Linked DNA regions of Mus musculus: region 1 is linked to region 2. The links are chromatin loops, found by intact Hi-C in ENCODE. Cell type or tissue: left cerebral cortex. All regions are shown on one strand.

Region 1 (8,000 bases), 360 kb before region 2:
TTCAAATGTTGGCTTCATCTTCAAATTTTTTATATAAATTATGTGGCACTATTCTGTTCCTCAAGCTATAATGCTTACATCTATAAAAAGTTTATTTCAGATATTGACAAAAACCCATTGTCCCCTTTTTTCCTATGTATGTAGCCCAAGCTGGCCTTGAACTGTGTAACCCAGACCAGAACTGACCTCGACGCAGTCCTGCCTCACGTACCTGAGCACTAGGATTACAGCTATAAAGCACCATGCCTGCTTCCCCTTTTCCCTGTGTGCTTATATTTTATGAGTAAGAGCAAAGGCAAGGGATCAAGTCAAGTCCCCGTCCCTTTGAATACTCTTTTGTGCTTGTATCCTACTATTAAAATGAGCTCAAGTGCAAGTAAGAAGACAAAGTAGACGCGTTTGAACCGTCGTTTGTACACTGAAAACAACGCAGGAAGGAAAATACCTTGCTAACTGAAAAACGAAGAAGCTATAAGAATTGGTAATGGTACATTTTAATCTTTTGTTAAAGCTCCAAAATTATAATAAATTCTAACCAAATTGAGGTAGTGACAGACTAATGTATTCCATGTGTCTCTGAAGTCTCTCACGTTTTACCTACATGTCCCCTCCTTCCCCAATTATATTAACATAATTCAATGTAAAATGTGCTGTGAAAGAAAAATTGAGATTATTCAAATAGTACTTAAAAGTCGTAATTACCAGCTTAAAAAAACTTATAAAATGTACACAATAATTCAATTTTCTTCTTGCTAGTCATAAATATGTTTTCCTCTAAATGTAGGGAATTTTAAAAAGGAGGATAACGATATTATATGATGCAAAGATGAATTAGTTCTGTAACAAAGCCGTCTGGAACATAACCAGTAGGGAATGACCATTGAGTCTGGTGTTGCCTCACTGAAGGTTGATATATGGGCTTTGTTTCATATTACATTTTTTTGGACAGTTCCTAGCTTCCTTTCAGAGTTAGTGAAGTAAAATCTATTTCCATTTTAAGTCACATACAAGTGCTATGTGATCAGAAGGATGAGAAACACTAGGTAAGGCCTGGTGGGTGGTAACTTCTTCATGACTAGGTAATGGAATCACCTGTTCAACCTCTAAAGTATTTAAGTCAATGAAAATGTAATCTAGACATCCGTGAAAGCCACCGACATAATTTGTGTAGGCAGGTTCACCACAAGCACTCTTCAGTTTGAAACAGTGTGAGAGAGGCATGCTGCATCTCTCCTCTTCCCCATTGGAAGCCCAGTCTTCATGATCCTCTGCAATGCTGCCACTGATGACAAAATGATACATGCCTGTTGATGGTGTACTATTAAAGTCTCCACAAAATATAACTGGTATGCCAGGATAGAGATCACGTGAGACATGTCTAATATGAACCAAGGCTACTTCCATTTGAATGAGACGAATGTATCCACCTACAAACAAACAAACAAACAAACAAACAAAATTAGTGCTAAGTATTTTTTAAAGCACCTCCCACCCTGAGAGCACATTGCACCCACAAATCATGGTACCTGAATTACATTCAACACACACACCTTACTTTTGATTTTTTGATAAGAGTTTTGAAATCCACGTTGGCCTAGAACTTGAAATCCTCCTGCCACAGCATCCTCAGAGCTGATTACATGTGTGTACCACAACCCGAGCCCTATCAAACTCTTATCTTGAATGTCACTCAGATTCTACAGGCTATTATTTCACCTTTATATTTAGCCTGTGTGTGTGTGTGTGTGTGTGTGTGTGTGTGTGTGTGTGTGTGCGTACAGCTTTAATAACATTGAGTCTCAATGTTTAAGTCATTGTAAAGCTAAAGAAAACCTACCTTTTGGGTGCCAGTAGAGATGGGTATTAGCAACACATATCTTTTTGGAAGAGTCTGTTGTAGACTGAAGAACTGAAATCTGTAATAGGAAACATCAATGTTCAGTTGGTGTCTGCCGATCTCCTGAAAGTATTTTTGGTTTTGGTGTTGGTTGTTTGAGGCAGTTTCTCACTGTATACTCCTGGCTGTCCTAGAACTCACTATGTAAACTAGCCTGGCCTTGGAACTCATAAAAGTCATCTGCCTCTTCCTCCAAAGTTCTGGGATTAAAGCAGGTGCCATAATACCTGACTCTCAGGCTGAGCTATTTCATTCCACAATCTCTTGAAAACTAAGACACCAAGTTTTAAATCTGACACTACAAGTTTTAAGGTATGTAACATGAGTAAATATAACATTTTAGTAACCATCCAATATACACCATTATGAAAAAATACATTGTAGTTGATAAATTTAAGATTGAACTGTTTCTGCCAGGCAGTGGTGGCGCACACCTTTGATCTCAGCACTTGGGAGGCAGAGGCAGGTGGATTTCTGAGTTCGAGGCCAGCCTGGTCTACCGAGTGACCCTGTCTCGAAAAACCAAAAAAAAAGAAAAAAAAAAGATTAAACTGTTTTCAAGTGTGAAAGCACTTACTTGTCCTGGAGTCAGATCTGTTTGAACAGTCTAGCATTTACAGCACTGTGCCTCGGAGTAAGGTAAAGAAACCATATCACCTCCCTCATAGATGTGTGTATTCAATTAAATGAACTTACATAAGAGTGCACAGAACACAGTGGTGCTTGAAAATGGGTAGACATTCCTTTACTCAGAACAAAACCCATTACATAAAAAACTCTGAAAATGCCCTTAAAGACGATGAGCTTAGTAGCACACAACTTTAATCCCAGCACTTAAGAGGCAGGTGACTCTCAGTGGTTCATGCTAGACTGGCCTACATATCCAGTTCAGGACATCCACCGATACACAGTGAGACCTCATCTCAAAAATATCAACAAAATTCAACAAAGGAAACAAAATAAAATAAAACAAAACACAAACCCACAGATTAAAGCTACGTTCACACCCTGAACAATAATGCTAACATTGTCAAGTGGCTATGAATCCTGGCTTCATACTTCTTTCTATCTATCTATCTATCTATCTATCTATTTAATATATGTGAGTACACTGTTGCTGTCTTCAGACACACCAGAAGAGGGCATCAGATCCCATTCTATCTATCTATCTATCTATCTATCTATCTATTTATTTAATATATGTGAGTACACTGTTGCTGTCTTCAGACACACCAGAAGAGGGCATCAGATCCCATTACAGATGGTTGTGAGCCACCATGTGGTTGCTGGGAATTGAACTCAGGACCTCTGGAAGAGCAGTGAGTGCTCTTAACCACTGAGCCATCTCTCCAGCCCTTCATACTTCTTTCAACTAGCATAAGGACATTAGGAACATTTTCTCATTTATTAAAAAAGGATAGTATCTGTAAAAACAGATAAGCCAATTACTTTTTCTTACACACTAGTTAACAATAGAGACGAAACATCTTAAAACAGGAGGGACTTAGACTTGGGAGTGCTTTAAAGTGCTCTTAAAACGGTACGTGACAAGTTACTATGTCTACCTGGATTGTAAACACTAAGGAATGTCTCTATTCATCTTGTTGAAGGCAACCTGCGGCAGGATAGGCACACTAGGAGAGGTTAAAATGTGCTGAATTAAGGAACAGGCTACACTTTCAAGATGCTGGAGCAAAAACACTTTAAAGAAATGCGTATTTCCAATGACGAGTACTAATACCCAACCCCCTATACTCCGGCAACCCCTAATCCTGGGCGAGTATGAAGAAAACAAGCAGAGCTACTTGACCTGAAGGACAGATGACCTCTGGAGGACCTTCTCCTGTGCTAATGGGTTCAAAGCCAGCTTCTCTAGTAATTCTTTGTGCAGTGGGTCCGACTTGAGGGCTTCTTGAAAAGAGATGTCATGTTGACTAAGGAGCCTGAACTTGGACTTCCGGTAGAAAGTGGCCAGGCCTTCGTGCTGCTTGATTCGGAACACGCCCTCCAGCCCGAAGGCCTCCAGGGCCGGTACCAAGCTGTCGGAGAACACCGCGCGGTCCACCTCCTGCAAACAGATGAGGTCTGCGTTGTAGCCTGTGAGCTCCTTCTGTATGAGATTCTGGCGGTAGTCAAGCTCCAGGGCGTAGGGGGCACAGTACGGGTACAAGACCGTCCGAGAGAACTCAGTCTGGGCGTACGTGTCTGCCAGGATGTTGTAGGAGACAGTGCGGATGAAAGAGTCCTCCGTCACCTTCTTGGTGTACAGATGTCGATGGTCAAAAGTGCAGGTGCCAGGCCCGGCCTCCACCGGGCACAGGCTTTCTAGCTCCCGGCTTGGCCCGAAGCGCTGCCCATTGCCCGGTGTACAGTGAAGCCGGAGCCGGAGCCCGATGTCTGCATTGCACGGGGTGTAGACGCGCTCGTCCACACCGGTCTCGATCCAAGCTGAAGGCTGCGAAGAGTGAGACGAGGACGCGGGGCCGCTGTCCCCAGGTTCTGCCGCCCCGGGTTTGACTTCCTTGTACCAGCGGAACACGGAGCTGGCGGGATCCCCAAATTCCACGCCGAGTTTGGGGCACACAGGGAAGCCAGCCATGATGTAGCGCGGCAACTGCAGCTCCGTGAAGGTGGGCGGGTTGCGCTCCACCTTGTACTTGACGTCGCCGATCTGCAGCACCGCTCCGTCCTGCCAGGCGTCCACATTGAGCACATCCTCGGCCACCGCCTCCTCCCGGTAGTACAGCTTCACCACCGGCTCGCAGGTCGCAACCGGCTCAGGCCCTGTAGCCTCACAGGCCGCGCCACCGCTCGAGTGGGCTCGGTTCTTCCTGCTCTTCTTGGCGGCCGCTACCTTTGCGTGTCCCTTGAGGGCGTTGGTAGCGATCCGGCTGAGGGCCCGGCCCAGAGGCTCGCTCTGGTCCCTCTGCATGTTTTTGTGGCTGCCGTCGGCCAACGCGAAAGACAGGCTGAGCTTGGGCTCCGAGGGCACACAGCGCACCACCGCGCGCTCCATGGCGCGCACCGCCTCGTGAGTCCCTGCCTCGGCCCGGCTGCGCCGCTCCACCACCGACCGGACCCCACGAAGCGCGCTGCGGCCCGGGAGCCTCCACATGAACCTGGCAGCCGACGAGATCAGAGATCCAGAGTCGCCCGCTGTCAAGTCCACCGGGAGGAGCGGCCGTGGCCGGGTACAAGACCCATTCAGACCGTGGACTTCCGGTCGGCGGCAAGCAGAAGCCGGGGTGTGAGCATCAAGCGCGCGGTGTTCCCGACTCGCACTTTCGCCAAGGCCACTTGCCAGCTCCTTCTTGTCTTGACCGCCGGTCTCGAGTTTCGAGCGCCTTGGTGTTTTTATTCAACATGGGTAAAAGGCGAAGAGTGAAGGAAATATAAGAGTGCCCGAGGGAGCTACCAGAACCCGAAGTTTTGTTGAAAGTGTAGGCTGAGGGCGGGAACAATAGGCTTACGGAACCGGAAGTGACTGGGCGGTGCCTCCGGGAAACACTAGGCTTTCTGTCATTTCCAGTTGCTCCGGTTATGGCTGTGTGTAGGCGCCGGCCTCCTCCCCAGGATTGCAACGTCCGCTCTGCACAGTTGGCGGACCTGTTCCCTGGTCTTTCGAGGTGTGGCGGGTCGAGTGAAGCTAAGCACGACAAGTGTGGAGCTTGTGGTAGCTAAGGAGCTCCGAGCCGCCCGCCGGCTTCTTCCACCAGCTTGTGAGCTCTGAGGATACAAAACACAAGATGCATAATGTACTTGAGCCTCGCGCTTTTGTTGTTGTTAGGTTTTGAGGTAGGTTTCCTATCCGCCTTGGAACCCAGGAAGACTGAGTCAAAGCTACACAGCATAGTAAATGATAGAAAAAGTACAGACATGTTTTCGAAAGCTGTTAGTGGTTTAAGTAGTAAAGAGCTTGGAAGACCTTGTCTTTGTAGGGTTGAAAGGTTTAGCAAATAAAATTATAGGACTCAGGTAAAACTTTAAGAACTCTTTAAACGAAGACGCTAAACCCCTCCCCATTTTACTTAATTTGAAGATTAAATTTCGCCGAGAGTTTTATTTCTTAATACGAATGATCTTGGTTTATTTGTAGACCAAAACGAAGTCCTATCTGACTGGAACAGGGAGCCCCGGGAGTACTAGTCTGTAAGAAAGACCCTTCAACTCTACTGAACTCAGATTGTCAGGCCTGGCAGCAACTTTACCCATTGAGCCATTTCGCCAGCCCAGACCTTTTGTTTGCACGGTCTTTTATTTTTCAAGAAGTATTCTGACAATGTCAAATCTCGTGGAAAGCTTGTTTTTAATCCACAAGCTTGAAAGTAATAAGCAAATGCCTTTTTGTTGTTTTTGGTTTTCGAAGCAGGATTTACTTTGTGTATTCCTGAGATCTGCCTGTCTCTGCCTCCTGAGTGCTGGGATTAAAGGCATACACCACCATGCCCAGCTGTAAATGCCACTACTGAAGCTATACTTTTATTAAATTGACTTATAGCCCCATTTGTAATTATATAATTGAAACTTGAGAGATTAAGCAATAGTATGATTTTGATAATACATATTGGAGGGAAAGGACTAGGAACACTTTTATTTTTAATATCAAGAAACACAAACTGGCTGGAGAGATGGCTCAGTGATTAAAAGCACTTGACTGCTCTCCTGAGTTCAATTCTCAGCAACCACAGGGTGGCTCACAACCATTTGTAGTGAGTTCTGATGCCCTCTTTTGGTATATCTGAAGTCAGCAACAGTGTACTCATACAGATAAAATAAAATTTTTTAAAAAAGAAGAAGAAACACAAACTAAGGGTACAGTTCAGTGATAAGAGTACTTGGCTAGCAATTGTGAGGATTTAAGAAGGCCTTAGAGAAAGAAAGTCTGCAAATAGCATAGTTGGTATAGTGTTTGCCATGCAAGAATGAGGATTTAAGTTTGATCCTTAGAACCCAGATGAAAATGCTAGGCAGAATGGTATGTGCTTCTATTCCCAGCTCTGCGATTACAGGTGGAGCCTTGGGGTTCTGGGCCAGACAACCTAGCCTAAATACAAGCTCCAAGTCAATGAGAGAACCTGTCTCAAAAAACCAGGGTGGTTTTTCCTAAGTAAAGACACTGGAAATTGACATCTCACCTTTACACATGAGCATATGTGTGCATGTTCAACTCCCCAAAACACACAACACATGTGTCAATATAGACACATGATTTTCTTTTAAGTTTCAAATTAAAAGGAAAACTACAAAACTAAGCTAGGCGTGGTGGCACATGTGTTCTAGACCAGCCTGGACTATGTAGTGCTACCTCCAATCAATACGAAAGAAACATACCTATAAGAATCATGTCTACCAAGCCGGGCGTAGTGGCGCACACCTTGAATCCCAGCACTCGGGAGGCAGAGGCAGGCGAATTTATGAGTTCAAGGCCAGCCTGGCCTACAGAGTGAGTTCCAGGACAGCCAGGGCTACACAAAGAAACTCTGTCTCGAAAAACAAAAACAAACAAACAATCATGCCTACCTATGTATCATGTATAAATCTTCCAGTACTCATGTGAAGTCTGGTTTACTCTGATTACTTTCATTACAGTAGATGATATTGGCTGTAAACACTGTTTGCTTAGATACTATTTATACTTAGGGTCAAAATGAAACTGTAGTTTTGGGTGATAGTATTCAGAAGTTTTGAATAGTACTTTGTTGCGGCCGCCAGCAGCTCGCAACATGAACAGTTCGACTGATATGGCTACTGGAGCTGTAAGAGAGGAATCTAGACGGGGCGAAAGAAGAAACGGAGCTAAGACAAATTCATTCTGATCAAAGCTCAAATTTTATTGTCGCGACACTAGTTATGAAGGAAGGGGGAGGAGACCCGATTCCCGCCAAATAATCTCGGGTCCAGTAGAAAGGTGAGCACATGTGTGGCTCCGAACAGCAAAGCGGCAGGTTCCAGCAGTGAGCGTGGCAGAACGAATGAGCAGGAAGCTCCACCCCTGAGCAAGCAGGTTTCAGGCTGGGGGAGGGGAGACTACAGTACTTGTTATCAGTTTGGGTTATTTCCCCACATAATTCAAAAGTCAGGCTTGTGGTAGAGTGTTTGCCTA
Region 2 (8,000 bases):
CAAAGCTGAGGTCCCCAAACACCTGAGGTCTGTTCTCCATCAGCTGTCGTTCTCAAGTAGGACATACTGTGACTCAGAAATCAGAGAGGAAGCTGACCGTGTGCATCGGAGAAGCATCGTTCTCGAGGGGCAGTGGTGGACTGTGGGTCGGGGAAGCAGGGTCCTAGAGGTGCAGTGATGAACTGTGGGTAGTAGGTAGCCGTGGGCAGCTTCACTCACACCGGTTTGGTTTTATTAGCAGACAACATGACAACCATGTGGACTTCAAAGTCTTACATTTTATGCTGGGGAAAGGCTGTTGCCATTGTCCTTGTCACACTGCCTTATGGAAGCAGCCCAATTTGTGTCTTTACCTGGTTAGCTTCTCCACACTGTTCTCTCAGCAATGTCTCTGATGATGGACATTGTCAAGTGTCATACCGGGGTCTAGCAGCCATGGTGCCTATTTAACATATCAGAGTAGATCTGGCCTCCAGGTTTTCCCAGCATCCCTCAGTCCCTTCTGTTGGGGACTTGGGGGGGTGGCACATGACCTGCCCTTCAACAGAGGCTCTTCCATATATAACCCAGACATTTGGCTGCCCGCCCCTTTTGTATCTCTGACCTCTGGGCTGCTGTACTTGGTTCCCCTCTCTCCCTCCCCCACTCCTCTCCTACATGGTTCAGGCAGGGTCGGGATCACTCTGGACTCTCCCAGATGTAACTGCCTCTGGCTATGCTCTTCCACACATCTATAGTAAACTTTCTCCTCCGCCATGCCTAGTAACAGTCATGGCCTTTCCTTCTCTCCCTCTTTCTCTCTTTCTCTCTTTCTCTCCTTTCTTTCTTTCTTTCTTTCTTTCTTTCTTTCTTTCTTTCTTTCTTTCTTTCTTTCTTTCTTTCCTCCTTTCAGACATCAAGATTGTTTCTTTTATTTTTCACACTAATAGCAATAATGTTACTGTATAGACCTAATATCTGTTAGCCCTCACCCAGATTTGTATTGAAAGATCCTGGCAGAATGTAAAAGGACACAGAAGCCCTGAAATTGGCAAGATAGACGTCAGTGTTAGCAGAACTAGCTTCACTGATTTAGAAAAATAGAGGTGCACAATGCTCTGGCCACTCCTTGAACCTGTGTGTCTGCCAAAGTTCTGACCAGGTGTGTGCCCATTGCTGCACCTTCATTAGACTCTTTCCTTGTACCCCTCCCATACTCATTTCTTGAGAACAGACATTGTTTAGATCTGGGAAATCCCCTAATCTCCCCCTTCTCCTTTCCCCCCTGAGGGCCTATAAAAACTGGGAACTCTTTCCCCTCGAGGACGACTCCTCTACCCCTGCGTGGGATATGAGTCGTCCCCAGAGCTCTGGCTTTCCCCAAATAAAGCCTCATGTGGTTTGCAACAAGCTCGGTCTGTCGTGAGTTCTTGGGTGTCTGCTATTGTCCTGAGGCCTGAGCGAGGGGCTCCTCTCGGAGTCTTTCATTATGTCAAACCCCTAATTGACAAGGAAACAGTGACAAGAGTGGGTGGGCCTTTGGGAACATTAGTTCCTGAGGGTGAGCCCTCATGAGTGGAATAACCTTCTCTCTCTCTCTCTCTCTCTCTCTCTCTCTCTCTTTTTGAAACAGGGTTTCTCGTGTAGCCCTGGCTGGCCTCGAACTCAGAAATCCTTCTGCCTCTGCCTCACAAGTGTTGGGATTAAAGGCGTTTGCCACCACCACCCAGCACGGATAACATTCTCTTAAAAGAGGCTTGAGGGTAGGTGTGGCTCAGTGATAAAGCATGTCTTTAGCATATGCTCATGGGAAGCTAAAACATCGCCAAAGATGGAGCAGGACTGTTGTGGTAGTGTAGCTAAATTTGTCACCAGTGGTAGCGTCTGGGTTGGGTGTTTCCAGGCTTTTGGCCTCTTAGCTAAAGAACTAGAAGTGAGGGCTCACATAGATTTGCAAAAAAAGGCAAGATAATTTTATTTGGAGCAAAGAGATAATATAGGTCAAGGAAAGATATACAATCAAGACAGACGTGGAGCCCCGTGAGCAGGAGTATCCAGGGCTGTGTTATTGTTCCAGCCTTCTTTTTAGGTGGCTCAAGAGAATGAGGGATGGTTTCTAGGCTTCTCTATTTCAGTTGATAGTCTGGGTTATGTGTTCAGCCCTTCCCATAATACCTTTAATTGTAATCATATGCATGCCCAATTATGTGTGTTAGGGTGGGAAATGGGGGATTCTCTCTACTACAGAGCGCAGTTTTGCTCACTGCCTAAGCACTCAAAATCAGGTCAGGCCGGCTTAGCCCTTACATTCTTTATATTTGGATATTAGGGATATGCTTGAATAGAAGCTGCCTTACTTTGATCGTTGTAAGTGACGGGGGAACTCATACACTGTTCAGAGATGGGAGGAAGTGTATCTCTGACATAGGTGAGATTTTAAGGGGCTTCTGAAGATGCTAAGTGAGTTGTTTGGAGAGGGGTATGTGCACACAGGGAGAAGGAACTAGGCTGCTGCGTGTGTTACAACAAGGGAGGTGGAGTGTGCTGTATGCACGATCTCAAAGCGAATGGGGGCTCCAGGGTACTGAAGTCTTTCTTACACCTTCCTAACTCAGGTTTATTTCTCCCCAGAGCTCTCACTGGGGAGCCACTGAGCAATTCTGGAATTATCTCAGGTACAGACTAGTCTGGGTCCAATTAGTAGACAGAAGCCACATGATTTAAACAGGAAAAAAATAATACAAGGAACTAATGACTAAAATAAGAAATAAGAAAAAGGAGGAACTGGTAAGTAATAAATAGAGGGAACCCTTAAGGGTATATAATTGAAATTCTCAGAAAAAAAGATTAGAATATATTTTTAAAGAAGGTTGTAGTCCGGCAGTGGCGGTGTACGCCTTTAATCCCAGCACTTGGGAGGCAGAGGCAGGAGAATTTCTGAGTTGGAGACCAACCTGGTCTACAGAGTGAGTTCCAGGACAGCCAGGGCTACACAGAGAAACCCTGTCTTGAAAAAATCAAACAAACTAACTAACTAGCTAACTAACTAACAAACAAAAAGGAAGGTTGCAGGATACAACTGTAAGCCCTGCAGTTAGGAAAATAAAGCAGGAAGATTTTGAGTCTTAAAGCCCTCTTCCTCTCAAAAGAAAACAAGAAAAGCAACAGCTACTGCTTAGGGCTGAGAAAAACAACCCAAAGTAGATCCCCTCTGCCAGAGCAGAAACCTGGATCTGGGGAGGGCAGCCATGCTTCCCTGGGTGACAGAGAACTTGCTTTGACACTGTGCTATCTTGAGAGCCACTGAGAACGAGAGAGGCTCTGGCTACTGGCACTTCTGGCTGCTGTGCATTGCAAGAGGCAGCTTTTGTAAAATCTGGTATGGGGAATGCTGCATACGTAGCAGAGCTGGATATTATAGAACCAGCCTCCACTTCAGGAGCTGGAAAAGCCACCCAGTGGTGATGGAGAACTCGCTGGAGAAGAGGCCTTGAAGGACCCGCTAGATTGCAGGAACGCTTCAGCAAGAGCGTGCTTTTCTTCGTGTGGCGTCTCTTTATCGCCCTCTACTGACAAGTACAGTATAACGCTAGCTGACAAAGGAAAACGGGAGACCAGCTTCATTCAGTTTTGCCTAACGGTTAATGATGGGTGAATTTTGAACCTAAGAGGCAACAAACTGATAACTAGTATAAGCACTTCCCTTAGAGTACTCGCCTTCCGTGTGTTCCTCTCACACGTCCGAAGGTCTATGACTCCACCTAATAGGACACAGCCATTGCAGGAATGAAGATGCCCTCATCTTTTGCGAGAAGCTCTTTCCAAAACAAACAAGCAGTCCCAACAGCAATTGTATGTATTGCTAGCTATATTAATTAGTCACTGTCCCACCGGTTATTTAAAATCTAAACTAAAGCCAGGCACGGAGATGCAAATCTGGAATCCCAGCATCTCAGAGATAAAGGAAGCATCAGGAGTTCAAGGCAGCTACGTAGTGAGTTCAAGGCCAGTGTGAGCTACATTAAGACCCTGTTTCAACCCCTCCCCCAACCCTACCCACAAAGGACTAAATTTTTGTTTTGTTTTGTTTTTCGAGACAGGGTTTCTCTGTGTAGCCCTGGCTGTTCTGGAACTCACTCTGTAGACCAGGCTGGCCCCAAACTCAGAAATCTGCCTGCCTCTGCCTCCCAAGTGCTAGGATTAAAAGATGTGTCCCCATGGTTGGAACCTGGTTGGAACTCTTTAATTGATGAACAGACTCAAACCTCAATTCCCCAAACTCTGAATACCCAGTAGTCCTGCTTTTCAATACACATACATACACACACACACACACACACACACACACAAACATACACACATACACACATACATACATATGGAGAACCTTTTGGGGTACCGCTTGGCAGGAATCTGACATTAGGCCATGACAAAGAAGTAAGTCCAGACAGGGACCTGACATTGGCCAAGGACAAGGCAGTAAGAATCTGGTTTTAGAGTAGAACAAAGAAGTAGGCTCAGATATCTTGATCATCCTTAGAAACAGTGATCACCGGAGTGATCATGGGGCTTTGTGTTTATTGGCTTGCTTGTTCCTTGACTATTGTCTTGCTTGAGCCCTCTTTGTACTACTTGCCCTGAATACGTGCATGTAATTAAAAAGGTATAAAACATGGATTGGGAAAATTAAATTTGCCTTCAGTCTCAGAGTTGACTGGGGTCATGCTACAATGTTGTCTAACTATCTTTCTTCTTTTTAATCCTCACTCCTGAGCTGGAAAACCTGTTGACTGACTGAGTGGGCTTGGTCACATACATACATACATACATACATACATACATAATGTTAAGCTATAGGTGTTTTGTCTATATGTACGGCTGTGTACCACATACCTGCAGTTCCCAAACCTGCCAGAAGAGGGCACTGGATCCCCTGGAACTGGAGTTAGAGACAGTTGTGAGCTACCTTGTAGATGTTGGCGGTTAAACCTGATCCTCTGGAAGAACAATCAGTGCTCTTAATGGCTAAGCCGTGTATCCAGCCTTGGCTCTGCCATTTTTGGTTGCTAAGTTTCTATTAACATTTTCAGCGGTCATGGAAATATTGAGTGCTGTACCCAAGAGTCCCTAATTCCAGAGATCATGATCTTTGCCCCTGCTGTGAGAAACACTAAATTCCCCTTTGAATTAGGGATCAGTCACTCCAGCCAAGAAAGAAATGCCTTTCAGTGGCAAAATGGCCTTGTGACAGCCTGACCTTTCAATCCAATGGAGTCATCACTAGACTCCCTTTGAGATTAAGATCTCTAGGCCAGCAGATTTCAAATTTACTGGAAAGTAAAGCAAAAACGGGGCTGGAGAGATGGCTCAGCACTGACTGCTCTTCCACAGGTCCTGAGTTCAATTCCCAGCAACCACATGGTGGCTCATAACCGTCTCTTATAGGATCTGATGCCCTCTTCTGGTGTGTCTGAAGACAGCAACAGTGACAGTGTACTCACACATATAAAATAAATAAATCTTGAAAGAAAGAAAGAAAGAGAGAAGGAAAGAAAAGCAAAAATGATTTCAGAGAGTTAATAGGTGTGATGGGGAGAAACTGCTTCCACTTACTGATTGGCAGAGTGATTCGAGGGAAACCGGCACCAGTAACAATCCCTAATTCCAAAGACACACTGTATCTATGGCACAGTCTTTGAAACATTATAGTGCATTTGCAGTAAACCTCTCCAAGTTTCAGTTAGGTCATCTGCCTCATGGAGATATGTCATAACACCAGGGAATTCCCTGGGCACTCCCCATTGAGCTTGCCTTCCTGGGAAATGACTTCCTAATTAGATGCAATGATTTGAGGATGTCTGATTTGGCTTAATACATTGCTCTGTAAACCCCCAGATATGTTATGGTGCTGGTAGACTGTGTTGTGAATTATAAAAGACAAATATCTCCTTATGGCAAGAAAAAAATGATGAGATAGAATGAAAGGCTACAATGAACCTGTGGTATTAGATTAGAATTCAGATTATTTAAGGAACTCGAGGTACATATATACATGCAAAGAGAAGTAGATAAATTATGTACATGTAAATAAATACATATATGCATACATTAACAGACATAAATATATATCCTGTAATATACCCTGAGAAGGCCTAGGAGTGGTGAGATTTCTAGTAGCAAGGCATACAGCTAGAACATAGTGTATAAGTGTGAGACTCAATACAGGAGTCATAGATTCTTGGAGAAATGGTTTATTCAAGAGCTAGGCAGGGAAAATACAAAGACTGAAAGACATGGATAAATCGGAGAAGTCTGAAGAGATGGTGATTGAACACAAGGTGGTATTCTGGACTGGGCGTGCATTTCAATGCTCTGGTCCCCGGTTGGAAACCTTCAGCCCACTTTAGACAATGCGCTTTGAGGCTAGTCCTCAAAACATCTAATGTGCACTCTTCAAAAAACCCTTAAGGTCGCCAAACAGAAAGTCTGAGAAACAGTCACAACAAGGAGCAGCCTAATAAAGTCAGATAACTAAATGTACTGTGGAGTCTTGATTGTGAAACAGAAAGTAGCCTCACTTAAAAACTTGGAAAGCTGGCACGGGGGAGACAGTTTAGTGAGTAAATGTGCCCTCCATCCTTTGTGATGGACATTCGTGATGGATGGAAGAACTGACTCCAGAGGGTTTGCCTCTGATCTACACACACACACACACACACACACACACACACACGAGGGGGGCAGGTGTTTGAAAGCACATGAATTCATCAATTCTAGGACCTATGGGGTTCGGTAGAATACATATCTAGCCTAATGTTTGAGGCCCTGGGTTCCATCTTTTCGGCACTGAAAAACCAAACACAACAAATAAACAAAACAACAGAGCAAATATGTCATAGCAATATCAACAATAGAGGCCAGGATGAAACACGGGGTTCATTCTTAGAGGTTTCGTAGCTTATCTCTACCAGGCAGCCCGGAGCTTCATACCCAGCACTGGAGGTGGGGATCTTATAGGGAAAACTGGGTATGAAGTATACTGGAATTCATTCAATACTATACTTTTTATGTTTTCATAGATAAACAGATAGATAGGCAGATAGATAGATAGATAGATAGATAGATAGATAGATAGATAGATAGATAGATAGATAGATAGGTAATGTCTGGTGTGTGCATATGTGCTTGTGTGTGCAGATGCTCTTTTGTAAACCAAAGATCAATGTCTGGTGTCTTTCCTCATTAAACTTGATCTTTCTCTGTTGGTGGTGGTGATTTTTTTTTGTTGTTTTTTGTTTTTTGTTTTGGTTTTTTGAGACAGGGTTTCTCTGTGTAGCCTTGGCTGTCCTGGAACTCACTCTGTAGACCAGGCTGGCCTTGAACTCAGAAATCCTCCTGCCTCTGGCTCCCGAGTGCTGAGATTAAAGGCGTGCACCACCACGTCCAGCTTTTGGTTTGTTTTCTAGACAGTGTTTCTCTGTGTAGCCCTGGCAGTCCTGGAACTTGCTCTGTAAACCAGGCTAGCCTCAAGCTCACAGAGACCTGCCTGGTTCTGCCTCCACGTATTGGGATCACCACCACTGCTCTGCTTACTCTAGATTTTTTTTACTTTCTTTTTTACTGAAACAGCCGGAACAATGATGACGCTCTAAAATCTGTGGATAACTATGTCATATATTGCATTAAGGTTCTGGCTTCAACAATTGTACTCTGGTTACATAGGGGTAAATCTTTGGAGAATTTGAATGAAAATTATTTTTGGTACTCTGTGAACGATTTCTGTACTACTTCTATGAGCTTAAAATTGTTTTGTGAAGGATTTTATTTGAAATGAACTTGAAGTATTGCTACCTTTTTAGAAAGAGAAATCCGGTCGGTCTCTGGCCCTGCATACTGCTCTCATCACTGGCCTCACGACGACACACGCATAATTTTGCAGGTACAGACTAGGAGAGTGGCCTGTACACAGACGGCTAGATTTTATGGAGAGCAGTTTGGAAGTAGTGAACAAAGTTGGAAGC

What was found. A loop is a pair of places that touch in the nucleus more often than their neighbours do. Peaks named below come from ENCODE experiments on the same cell type or tissue, not always from the same donor. Only the 100,000 strongest peaks of a DNase experiment are listed, where the experiment ranks them.
Region 1: a loop joins it to region 2, with 2.4 times the contacts of the local background. A loop is called at or near these places in 7 of 42 quality-filtered maps.

What each region holds. Positions count from the first base shown.
Region 1 is chr14:26,664,541-26,672,540 of GRCm38, forward strand. It overlaps Pde12 (phosphodiesterase 12), which reads right to left and starts at 5,306. Exons shown (of 3, transcript NM_178668.3): 1 at 3,708-5,306; 2 at 1,838-1,916; 3 at 1-1,427. The coding sequence starts at 5,012. The coding sequence ends at 985. It overlaps Mir7672 (microRNA 7672), which reads right to left and starts at 5,068; the gene lies at 5,007-5,068. In left cerebral cortex, CTCF peaks have their summits at 3,110 (motif pointing right), 4,694, 4,895 and 6,585 (motif pointing left); DNase peaks (open chromatin) are centred at 2,593, 4,029, 4,585, 5,179 and 1 more place; H3K4me3 peaks cover 3,776 bases; H3K27ac peaks cover 1,614 bases.
Region 2 is chr14:27,026,433-27,034,432 of GRCm38, forward strand. No RefSeq gene overlaps it. Among named protein-coding and RNA genes, the nearest start is that of Il17rd, 8.6 kb to the right of the region's middle. In left cerebral cortex, CTCF peaks have their summits at 3,535 (motif pointing left) and 4,900 (motif pointing right); DNase peaks (open chromatin) are centred at 3,508 and 4,900.